Regions from separate parts of the Homo sapiens genome. Here region 2 is linked to region 1. Evidence: read pairs that join two places in POLR2A ChIA-PET (ENCODE). Cell type or tissue: endothelial cell of umbilical vein. All regions are shown on one strand. Each heading gives the region's core, and the rest is flanking DNA. Links, peaks and the distances in the headings are about the cores only.

The links. ChIA-PET counts read pairs that join two places held together with the same protein. Peaks named below come from ENCODE experiments on the same cell type or tissue, not always from the same donor. Only the 100,000 strongest peaks of a DNase experiment are listed, where the experiment ranks them.
Region 2: POLR2A ChIA-PET joins it to region 1 with 6 read pairs; 3 of 35 experiments call an interaction of 5 or more read pairs at or near these places.

Annotation. Positions count from the first base shown.
Region 1 is chr7:82,697,197-82,702,585 of GRCh38, reverse strand. No RefSeq gene overlaps it. Among named protein-coding and RNA genes, the nearest start is that of CACNA2D1, 260 kb to the right of the region's middle. In endothelial cell of umbilical vein, for the core only: no CTCF peak of the experiment used is centred there; DNase peaks (open chromatin) are centred at 2,495 and 4,505; H3K27ac peaks cover 477 bases.
Region 2 is chr7:82,593,083-82,598,471 of GRCh38, reverse strand. No RefSeq gene overlaps it. Among named protein-coding and RNA genes, the nearest start is that of CACNA2D1, 150 kb to the right of the region's middle. In endothelial cell of umbilical vein, for the core only: no CTCF peak of the experiment used is centred there; DNase peaks (open chromatin) are centred at 2,421, 3,041, 3,731 and 4,441; H3K27ac peaks cover 1,997 bases.

The DNA of each region.
Region 1 (5,389 bases), core at 95-5,094:
GAGAAAAGTTTAGTATTGATACTAAAAAGTATTGTTCATTTAAACAATTCATATCCTTGATACAATTTAACAAGCAGTGAAAAGTAACAAGGTGTTTTATCAAGCTTTGAACTTTAGATGATGTCTTCTAAAACAGGCTCCTAGAGAGCGGATAGACAGGAGAAAGGGAAGGATGCAGTGTTTAGAAGGATGGGAACTAATCAGTGAATATGTCTGCTCCAAGAGGATGCACCAGGAATCATTGTTAAATCTGTCTATTCCCATTCGAGCCCTAATTCCAGTGTATTTCTTTAAATAAGGTGAAGATTTCAAAACAAGATTTGACCAGAACTAGGATAACTTTAAATTCATCCTTTTAACCATCTGGGCAGTAACACAAACACAGAAGAATGTCACAAGGTCTTGCTATTTATATTGTGGTTCATGGCTCATGGAACTTATTAGAAATGCATATTCTTGGGCTCTGCCCCAGATCTACTGATTCAGCATCTGATCTTTAACAAGAATTCCCAATTTAGTCATGCCCAAAATAAAGTTTTAGAAGCACTTGCCTAAGGGAATTAAATATTACCTAGTGAAGCTTGTAATATAGATATTATATTAATAAATATTATCTTAGTTTAAATAGCATAAAACATTTCCATTTGCTTAACCCTACTGGTCATTTCACTAACTGCTAAAAAGTATGAATAGAGAAATAAGATGTACAAATGCTTACAAAATGTATATCAAGGAAATTTTTATTGGTGGGTCCCTTAACCTCATAAAATAAAAAGATGTTCACAAGGCAGGCATGTGTACAAAAGTAAAGAGATAGGAGAAATAATAAATAACTATAAATACAGTCCTGTCTTGGAAAGTGTATTGTACTTTTTAAAAGTTATATAAGAATCATTTGAGCTACTAATTATGCTTCCTACTTTTTTAAAGTTATCTAAGAATCATTTGATCTGCTAATTCTGCTTCCTAGAAATTTTTCATAAGAAAAATATCCAAAATTAGACATCATAGCATTTTTTTATAATCTCAAACAATTAGAGACAAATAATCGAAGTAAAGAAGCTATAAATTGTAAGATGTCAGTAATATGGAACACAGAATTAGAAATGTAGAAACAGAAAATGTTCATCATACAATATCAAGAAAAATAATCAGACTACAAATCTTGTTATTATCCTATTGTATAAAATGTATTTATATGAATGAAGACTAGAAGGGCATTTAGAAAAAAATGCAATATCACTTGTTAGTGTCATGAAGTGGTAGTATTATTTTCCCATTTGTAATGATAAAATTTGCAAGATAGAGGACTAACTCCTGGAAAAGCAAAGACTTCTGAAAATTTGCTCTTGCATAAAAGCAATGATAACGCTGGCAAACACTGTCAAAATGAACATTTTCAGAATTCTGGAAATTAGCTAAAGTCATGCAACAATCTGAGGAGCATTTACTCTAGAAAAACAATTGAATCTTAGCATGAACCTTGAGCTTTATGGCATTTAATGTGTCTTTTATGTGCTCCTTTCCCCTGCTCTGCAGTAGCCTTGGAAACCAAAAGTCTCATAACTACAGCAGTGAAAACTAGCAGCCTAGCAAGCCCTTGCAGAGGCCAACTGGTCTGGAGTATCCCCAAGCCCCGCCCTCAAAAACCTGTCACTATTTGACCTATATGGCAGCTTGCCAAGAAGCTCCATCCTCAGGGGCTTCTTTTCATTTGACCTGAATCAGAGATCCCTCTACATGAACAGCACTCTTTTCAGGACATTAGTACAAAACACCAAGTGATAATTATTTGGAAAAGCAGGAATTGAACGTCCATAGAGGGCTATGAAAAGCTCAGATGTTGCTGGAAATTTAGAAGTCCACGCATGTACTCAGTGCTGTGCCTATGACCAAGGAAGACAGAAGACAGCCCAAATCTCTTGCCTCTGGTTGACTTTGAGGTTCTGTGCAAGTTGGAAGTGAAGACTGAGAAGGAGTTGTAAATTGCCTTCAGGAGCATTGAAAACGTACTGTTACTGGAAAGGGTTCCCCATCCAGACCCCAAGAGAGGGTTCTTGGATCTTGCGCAAAAAAGTATTCAGGGTAATTCCATAAAGTGAAAGCAAGTTTATTAAGAAAGTAAAGGAATAAAAGAATGGCTACTCCATAGGCAGAGCAGCAGCCTAAGCTGCTGCTTATTTCTTGATTATATGCTAAACAAGGGGTGAATTATTCATCAGTTTCCTGGTGGGCAATTCCCAGAACTGGCAGCTCCTCCCCACTTTAGACTATATAGGGTAACTTCCTAACATTGCCATGGCATCTGTAAACTATCATGGCACTAGTGGGAGTGTCTTTTAGCATGCTAATGCATTATAACTAGTGTATAATGAGCAGTAAGGATGACCAGAGCTCCCTCTCATCACCATCTTGGTATTGGTGGCTTTTAGCCGGCTTCTTTACTGCAACCTGTTTTATCAGCATGGTCTTTATGACCTGTATGTTGTGCCAACCTCCTATTTCATCCTGTGACTAAGAATGACTAACCTACTGGGAATGCAGCCCATCAGGTCTCAGCCTTATTTTACCCAGCTCCTATTCAAGATTGAGTTGCTCTGGTTAAAACGCCTCTGACAATACCCCAACAAACAAACAAACACACACACACACACAAATACACACACACACACACACACACACACACACACACAGCCAGCCCTTGGCAAGAGCTGAGAGATTTATTTATTCAAAGCATTCCGGGGAATCTCTGTTCAACCATTACCTGACCACAAAGCTTAACAGAGCAGAGACTTCAGTGGCTACACATAATAAAGAATACAGACTTTAAAGAATTAGTTCCAGAAATCCACCACAACAAGAAACAGCAAAAATAATAAACCTGAAGAAATATCTAAATTATACAGTTGGTGCATTATATTATTTAACTTTCTAGTTTTTAACAAAATAATTAGGAGACATGCAGAGAATCAGGAAAGTATGGCCTACACACCGGGAAAAAGCAGCCGATAGATACTGTCTCTGAGGAAGCCCTAGACATTGGACTTTCTAGATAACCTTAAACCGTTTTTTATAAATATGCTCAAACCATTTTATGTAAATATGAGGACAACTCATATAAATGCATTTTAATATTCTTTCAATTAGAGAAGAGCACAACTTATTAACAAACAAAGCACTGACATTTTAGGAGATTTTTTTAACTTAATAATATTTAATAGCTAGACATGTTAAATGAAGAAGAATATTAGAAAACAATATTCTTATTTCAGGTAATTACATGAAACTGGATGAGAGACTTGAGGCCAGGAGATTGAGGCTGCAGACCCCATCTTTTAAGAAAACAAATATCTTCCTGGTGTTGCTATAAATACATCTCTGTAACAGGTAGAGTTCACCTGTAAGTGCTACTTTGTATTTTGAAAAAGAGACTAGGGAAAACCAGGTAAGTAACAATGCTAGAGAATGATTAACTTCTAGACTAAAAAAATTATGTAGGTAAGGACATTGCTATTCACTACTGGATCCTGAATACTTTGCCCAGAAACTGTCTGGAATATGTGACAATATTTGTTATAAATGAGTACACATGCATTTAATGAATGAATGATATATCACATTATCATAATCAGGTATTCTATAAAAAACCTGAGATCAAATTGGATTTATTCAGCAACAACAAACTATGAACATTAAAACATAGATTGGGACGTCATGTAAAGCAGGCCACTCATTACGGGTAGTGACCAAACAGAATACGGATGGCCATTTGTCCAGTGTTGCTTTAGGAAGGATTCAGGTTATGAGGAAGATTCATAACTTCTTTTCCAAGATGACGAAAGAACCTTGGACTCACCAAGTCAAACCTCAAATAACAGAAAGTTATTTTCCCTAATTTACAAGGCCTTGCTCATTATTATGCAAATAAGAAGGCACACTTTACCCAGATATTAATACGGGATATTTCCAAGCCTACTACAAGAATGTTTGAAAAAAGTTAGAAATATAATGGGAGTATATAATCAATGGGAATGTTATTAGGAAATAAGAAAATAAATTTGTGTACTTTTTCTTTAAATTATCTATGGATGGATCCACAATAAGGGCTAAAATTTTAAAAAGAGCGACAATATTAAATGTTGATGAGGTCGTAGAACAATACAAACACTCACATATTGTTAGTGGGAGAGTTAAATGGCACAACTTCTTTGAAAAATGATCTGGCTTTTTTGTATAAAATTAATTTATATATGCCTTATACCCCAGGAATGAAAACATATATTTATAAAAAGAGGTTTTTTTTCTTTACATATGGGGTCTCAGTCTATTGTCTAGATCGGAGTGCCGTGGTGTGATCATACCTCACTGCAGCCTGGAACTCCAGACTTCAAGCGATCTTCCCATCCTAACCTCCCAAGTAGCTGGAATTTCTAGTGTCAGTCCTACAAAAAGCCTTGTACAGGAATGTTCATGGCATTTTTATTCATCATAGAAAAAAACTGGACACAGCCCAAGTGTCCATTATTAGAATGAATAAACAAATTGTGCTGTATCCACAATGGAATGTTACACAGCAATAAATGATTAATGTACAACAAGAATGAATCTCAAAAATATTATGCTCAGTTTTTTTTTTAAAAGCCTCACACAAAAGCCACAAACAATTCCATGTGTATAAAGAATACATGAATGATTCCATTTATGTGAAGTTCTAGAACAGGTAAAACTAAGTTATAGCAGAAAAAAAATCACAATGTTCTTTAACTCACAAAGGATGGGGAGGAAATTGATTAGAAAGAGGCATCAGAGAACTTTCTAGGGTGACGTTACTCTTAAGATTGAATATTTCGTTGTACGTAAATTATGTTACAGAAGACATTGACTAGTCTACTTTTGCTGTGCACCAGTATATCCTTGGAGCTGGGCATTCTGGGTGGTAACTTGTAGCATGGAACTAGTAGTCATATGAAGGAAAGAATGAATAAATGAATTTAGAACAGTCGATACAAACTTTATATCTCAGTTTTGACACCCAGTAACTGATGGCTTTAGATAGCTATCTTCCTTTCTTGAAGTATATCAGTTTTATAAAACAATGTGTATACAGAAACATGGAGATAGAATTGATTTCACATAGCTTTTAGCTGTTGAAGGCAAGATGGCATTTAATTAGATATTTCCTCTTGTGTATTTGAAGTTTTGTTAAAGTATATTTCATACAGTGAATAGTTACAAAAATGGAGATTTTAATTTTGGAAAGGTATAACATTTCAGTTTAATTTGCCTTTCTCCTCCCTCATCCTGAAAAACGGAACAACCATCATCATCAGCTTTGTAATTGCAGCCTCACAACGTGTGATGACTCAACACTTCTTCTCTTCACTTAGAA
Region 2 (5,389 bases), core at 199-5,198, 100 kb after region 1:
GCACACAGCCGACTGCTCTGTGTTATAGGAGATTCTTTCAGGGAAGAGTAATAATGTCTGTCTCTTCTGCTTCTGGGCTTCTGGGGAATCGTGGGAGGAGGAAGGAAACAGCAGGCTAAAGGAGGAAGTTCAGGTATGTTTTCACCTCCCCTTACATAGATTCCAACTGCGAACAGGTGCACCAGATAAAGTGAGGGAAACCCAAAGTGCAATGGGTGTTACTGCGTATAACCTCTGTCCAAAAAGCCTGAACAGACCGCAAAGAGTCCATGCTGCAGAGGTGAGAAATGACCATCCTCTCAAAGATCAAGACTTTGCTGAAGAAGCCGCAGCTCCCCATCAGGATCCCACGGATCACTGCAATTGCTTAAAAACTAACAAGTTGCATTAGTATAGCACGTACAGGTCAGAGGGCTTTTCTGACCTCCCTATTTAAAAGCTCCCCTCATCCACTGCTCATTCCACTTCCAACAATGGTGGGCATCACATGGCAACTAACTCCACGAGAGGTAGCTGGGATGCTGTGCCACTGTGCAGAACTCTTGGCTGCCCCACAGGGCTGGGGAGGAAAAATTGGAGTTCAAAACTTGAGACTTTTTTCCCAGAACCTGAAAGCGCTCCTAGTCTTTCAGTAGTAGTGGAATGAAAACAGACTAGCCGTCACTGGATTATAATCAGAGCCTCAAATTATTTAAACCACTCCTCATATGTAATCTGGCATTCAATCCAAAATAATCCTGCATTTAGGAAGGTAGAACTTGACAGAAAACATGAGGAAAAAAATGGACACTAGAAGCAACTCTCCCCACCACGTATAAAAGCTCACTTTCTATCACCTTTATCTACTTTATTTCTATTATCACCTTTCAATTACATATTTATGTATTTGCTTTATGATCTGTCTCACTCATTACAATGAAAGTTTCATTAAGAAATAAGAAATAGGTTTTCTTTTTCTTTTTCTTTCTTCTTCTTCTTTCTTTTTTTTTTCTTGAGACAGAGTCTGATTCTGTCACCCAAGCTGGAGTGCAGTGGTGCGATCTCAGTTCGCTGCAACCTCCACCTCCTGGATTCGACAAATTCTCCTCCCTCAGCCTCCCAAGCAGCTGGGACAGCAGATGTGCGCCACCATGCCTGGCTAATTTTTGCATTTTTAGTAGAGATAGAGTTTCACCATGTTTACCAGGCTGGTCTTGAACTCCTGACCTCAAATGATACACCTGCCTCGGCCTCCCAAAGTGCTGGGATTACAGGGCGTGAGCCATGCACCTGGCTCAAGACATGGATATGTCTTTTTATTTATTCACTGTTATATTTGCAGTATTTAGAAAAGTGTCTGACACATAGGTGCTCAAGAAACCTTGTTTAATCAAAGAATGATCAAATTAACTTACCAAATAGTTGCTATGACAGTTTAGATATGGAGATATTTCTTCAGGTTGATGATGTAAAAACTTCACAGATGATATTGAGGAAAGGAAAGGCTATCTTAGATGAAAACATGAGAAGAAAAAGAGCAGAAAGCCGTGGAGAAGAAGGAGCACATATATATAGAATTTAGGACACAAGCACAGTAAATCCATTTGTCTTCAATGTTTATTAGTGTTGGAAAATGAAAAATACATGTTACAGACTAGGAAAAATGGAAAAGAGAATAGGGAGTAGAGGGTTGTGAATTCCAAGTAAATATTACAACATTTTATCTAGTCACATGACTGTCATCTATATTAGTACATTTGAGAAATAAACAGAACAATATAAGAAAAACCAAACAATATAATAAATAACACATAAGAATTTTTACATATTTTGATGAGCTAACTGAATCTAAGTCAGTAATATTATACATACAGTTTGTCAATGACATGAAAGTGGAAAAGTTTGTGAGATAAGAATGAAATGAATTATAGAACATTTCATATTCAAACTGATTGAACCCTTAATGAAATTGATTTCAGTTTCTTACCTAAGAAAGAATTTAAAACTTTAAATGTGTTGCAAAAGTCAAAATAAAAGATAATTTGAAAAATGAGACTCAACAAAAAGACTTTTTAAAAACGATTTTTTGGGGAAGTAAACTTTTTAAAAATATATAGAATATGTTAGCTGCAACTACAATTATTCTTAATGTACAAATGATAAAAATTTATTAAGATTACTGAGGAAAGTTGTAGAAACATCCTTTGTATTTTAGAACAAGAATCATAAGTGGGTTTTGTATCTCCATTTTCTAATTATTTGATTTCACTATTTATACAATCATTTATTTATATGCTGTTTGTATTAGTCTGTTCTCACACTGCTATAAAGAAATACCCAAGACTGGGTAATTTATAAAGGAAATAGGTTTAATTGACTCACAGCTCTGCATGGCTGGGGAGGCCTCAGGAAACTCACAATCATGCTGAAGGGGAAGCAGACAACTTCTTCACAAGGCGGCAGGAAAGACAGAAGAGTGAAGGAGGAACTTGCCAAACACTTATAAAACCATCAGATCTTGTGAGAACTCACTATCGCAAGAATAGCATGGGGGAAACCGTCCCCATAATCCAATCACCTCCCATCAGGTTCCTCCCTCAACTCCTGGGGATTACAATTCAAGATAAGATTTGGGTGGAGACACAAAGCCAAACTATGTCACTGTTTCCTAGTTAAAAAAAAAAAAAAAATTCCTAGAATGTATCCATCAAATAAAAATTTTAAATTTTATAAAAGCAGACAATAACTACATTTTTACAATCTAATGTATCATGGGTGCTAAGTGGTTACTGAGTCATAGTAAAATAATAAAATCCAAACTGTTTAAGCTACAATACAAGTTTCCTGAGGTACTGAAGTGATAAAAAAGAGATTTGAACATGGAAAGTGTATTAGGGGTTATACTTAGACAACTAACTGAGTTTTTAATGACAAATCTCACATGAATATAGACAACCTTAAAATTGCAAGGAGAATAGAATATGTAACAATTCACATTTTACAAATCACAAGTTGTATTCTAGGAAGATTTTGACAGTACTCAATGACCATAGAAAATTGACATGGACTCTAATTAATTATTCATCTGGAAAAAACCCCTGGGATAAATCAACAAGAATCAAATTGCAGACACATAGAAGAATTTGGTCTAAGGCCAAAGATAATCTAGGCTTAGGCTGTCAGAACTGACTTCCTCTTAGGAGAAAAAATTAAATCTGATAGATATGAGGCTTACAACCCACTATAATATCTTGGCTTTTTTTTTTTTTTTTTTTTTTTTTTGGTGGGGTCAGGGGTCATTGTTTTCTAAATTTGTCCTCTTTCTTTTTCTGCATACAAAACTACTCCAGAAGATTTATTCTATTTTAAAGTAAAATGCATAAAACTATATTTAAAGTAAATTAAATGTAGGAGGGGTTATACATAATTGCCTCTATTTACTGGGCGTTCAGTGGCTGAATCTGAAATCTTCCCACAGTCCTACCCTTCAGTCTGTTTTGTTCCTCACCTGGAACCCTTGCTCTTAAGACCTAAAAATAACCTGACTGGTTTAGCAAGAAGAGTGATCCTGAAGGAATTGTTATAAGTGAAGTCCCCCAAGGCTGTCCTGATATTGAAAGCTTTGTGCGAGAGGGATCCAGTGGAGTTGATGAAACAAAAACCAGGCGGCTTTCTATACGTTCCGTTTCACAGAGAACAGAAAAGCACGGCAGGGATCTTCACACACTGTTGGTTCTCCTCTCTTGCTTCTGAGCAGGGATTTTTTTTTCCTTTCACTTTGGTTTGAGCCCTGTTGTTTCAGGTAGTCAATATATACCCTATAGCTAACTTCCTGAAGGGAAAAATACTCCATCAGCTTTTAAATGTGGGCTCTCTCTGCTAGCCATGTAAGAGCACTACAGAGATGGAAGGATTTAAATTAGTTCTGTTCCTCAAAATTCATTAGCAGCACCTCTATATTAGGCCTCACCTTCTATGTTTAATATCTAAAATAACTCAGCCATCCAGCTCAAATCTGGAGATATTGTGTCAGATTACATCTTCCTGTGTACTTTTCTCTATTTACCCAGCTAGCTTCATTTTGTTAAGCATTCCTTAAAAAACCCCTCTGTGTGTTAAAAATAAACTACCACAAAGAAACTGGTTCAAATGTCCACAATGGCACGAGAGACTACTAGGGTTATTGTCTGTACATTTAAATACACACAAATGTGTGCAGACACACATACACACACGCAGAGGCATATACACACAGGCTTGTAATTTGGAACATGGCCATTCTATGTTTTGGAAAACATATCTTTTAAATAAAGGGATCACTTGATATCTGATTTATTCAGCACTAGTTTTCTCTCTTCTGGAGCTTACAAATTAGTGAAAAACAAAAACAAAGTAAACCAAAAAGCTCTAATGATATAGTTTTCATCGTGTACACACATACGTGAACCTAGACATTAAGCTGGGATTTCACTCTGGTCTATGAGTAGTCATTAGTCACTGCAACACCTGCAGGTTCCATATGCTCGTGACAATCTCTCAAGATAAATGTGCTCTATTATTTAAGATTTATGGTTCTGCCCATGAATCATCACTATATATAATTCAAAAACTGGCATTTGCCCTTGTGCTATTACATTTTATTTTCCCATTCTATCAATGTCTACATCTTATTTTTAGAAGCTAAAATTAGTTTGTCTTAATAAAATAATGATATATGTTAATGGGCCTAATGTTTTTGAATTACTTAGAATTTTAATTTGTTAATTAGGAGAAATATTGATTATCTCACAGAAATAAGTTATTTTATAAATATTAAATATGTACTATTACAATATAATTAAATAATTTATTTTTAAAAATTATTTGAGTAGATGTTTGGATAAATAGAAAAGATTTGGTTTCTAGAGGCTAAAAAATTTTGAACTTGGAAGTTAAACTGGAGAAGAAAGTTTATTGGTTTGAATGACTGAATGGCCTTTAGATTAAGGAAAGTTCTGTTCCACATGAATAGTCTGCTTCTAAGAATCAAGACAAAAAGTGTGGAACAAATTATTGGTATCTGAACTGAAGCAAGTTCGTGTTTAACACACAACACAAAGTAGGTGGGTGGCTCTATAAAATGATTAAAAACATGGAAGATGCATCCTTATCTTGTAAACAGATATAACAGGGCTAAGATTACCCATCAGAGAGTCACTTCACAACTTTATTTTTTCCCCATGGCTCTCTAGTGCTTAAAGGATGGGATTTCTATTTCATCCTGTCATAAATTATCTCTCAGAATCCATCTTGACCTTCTTCCCAAATTTGGTCTCTCTTCTCCCATACAGCAAATTTTTAATTGACTCCCAGGAAACATCTATGACTTTATAAAATTTTATTTTCTCCGAATTTTATTCCCATTTCTCTC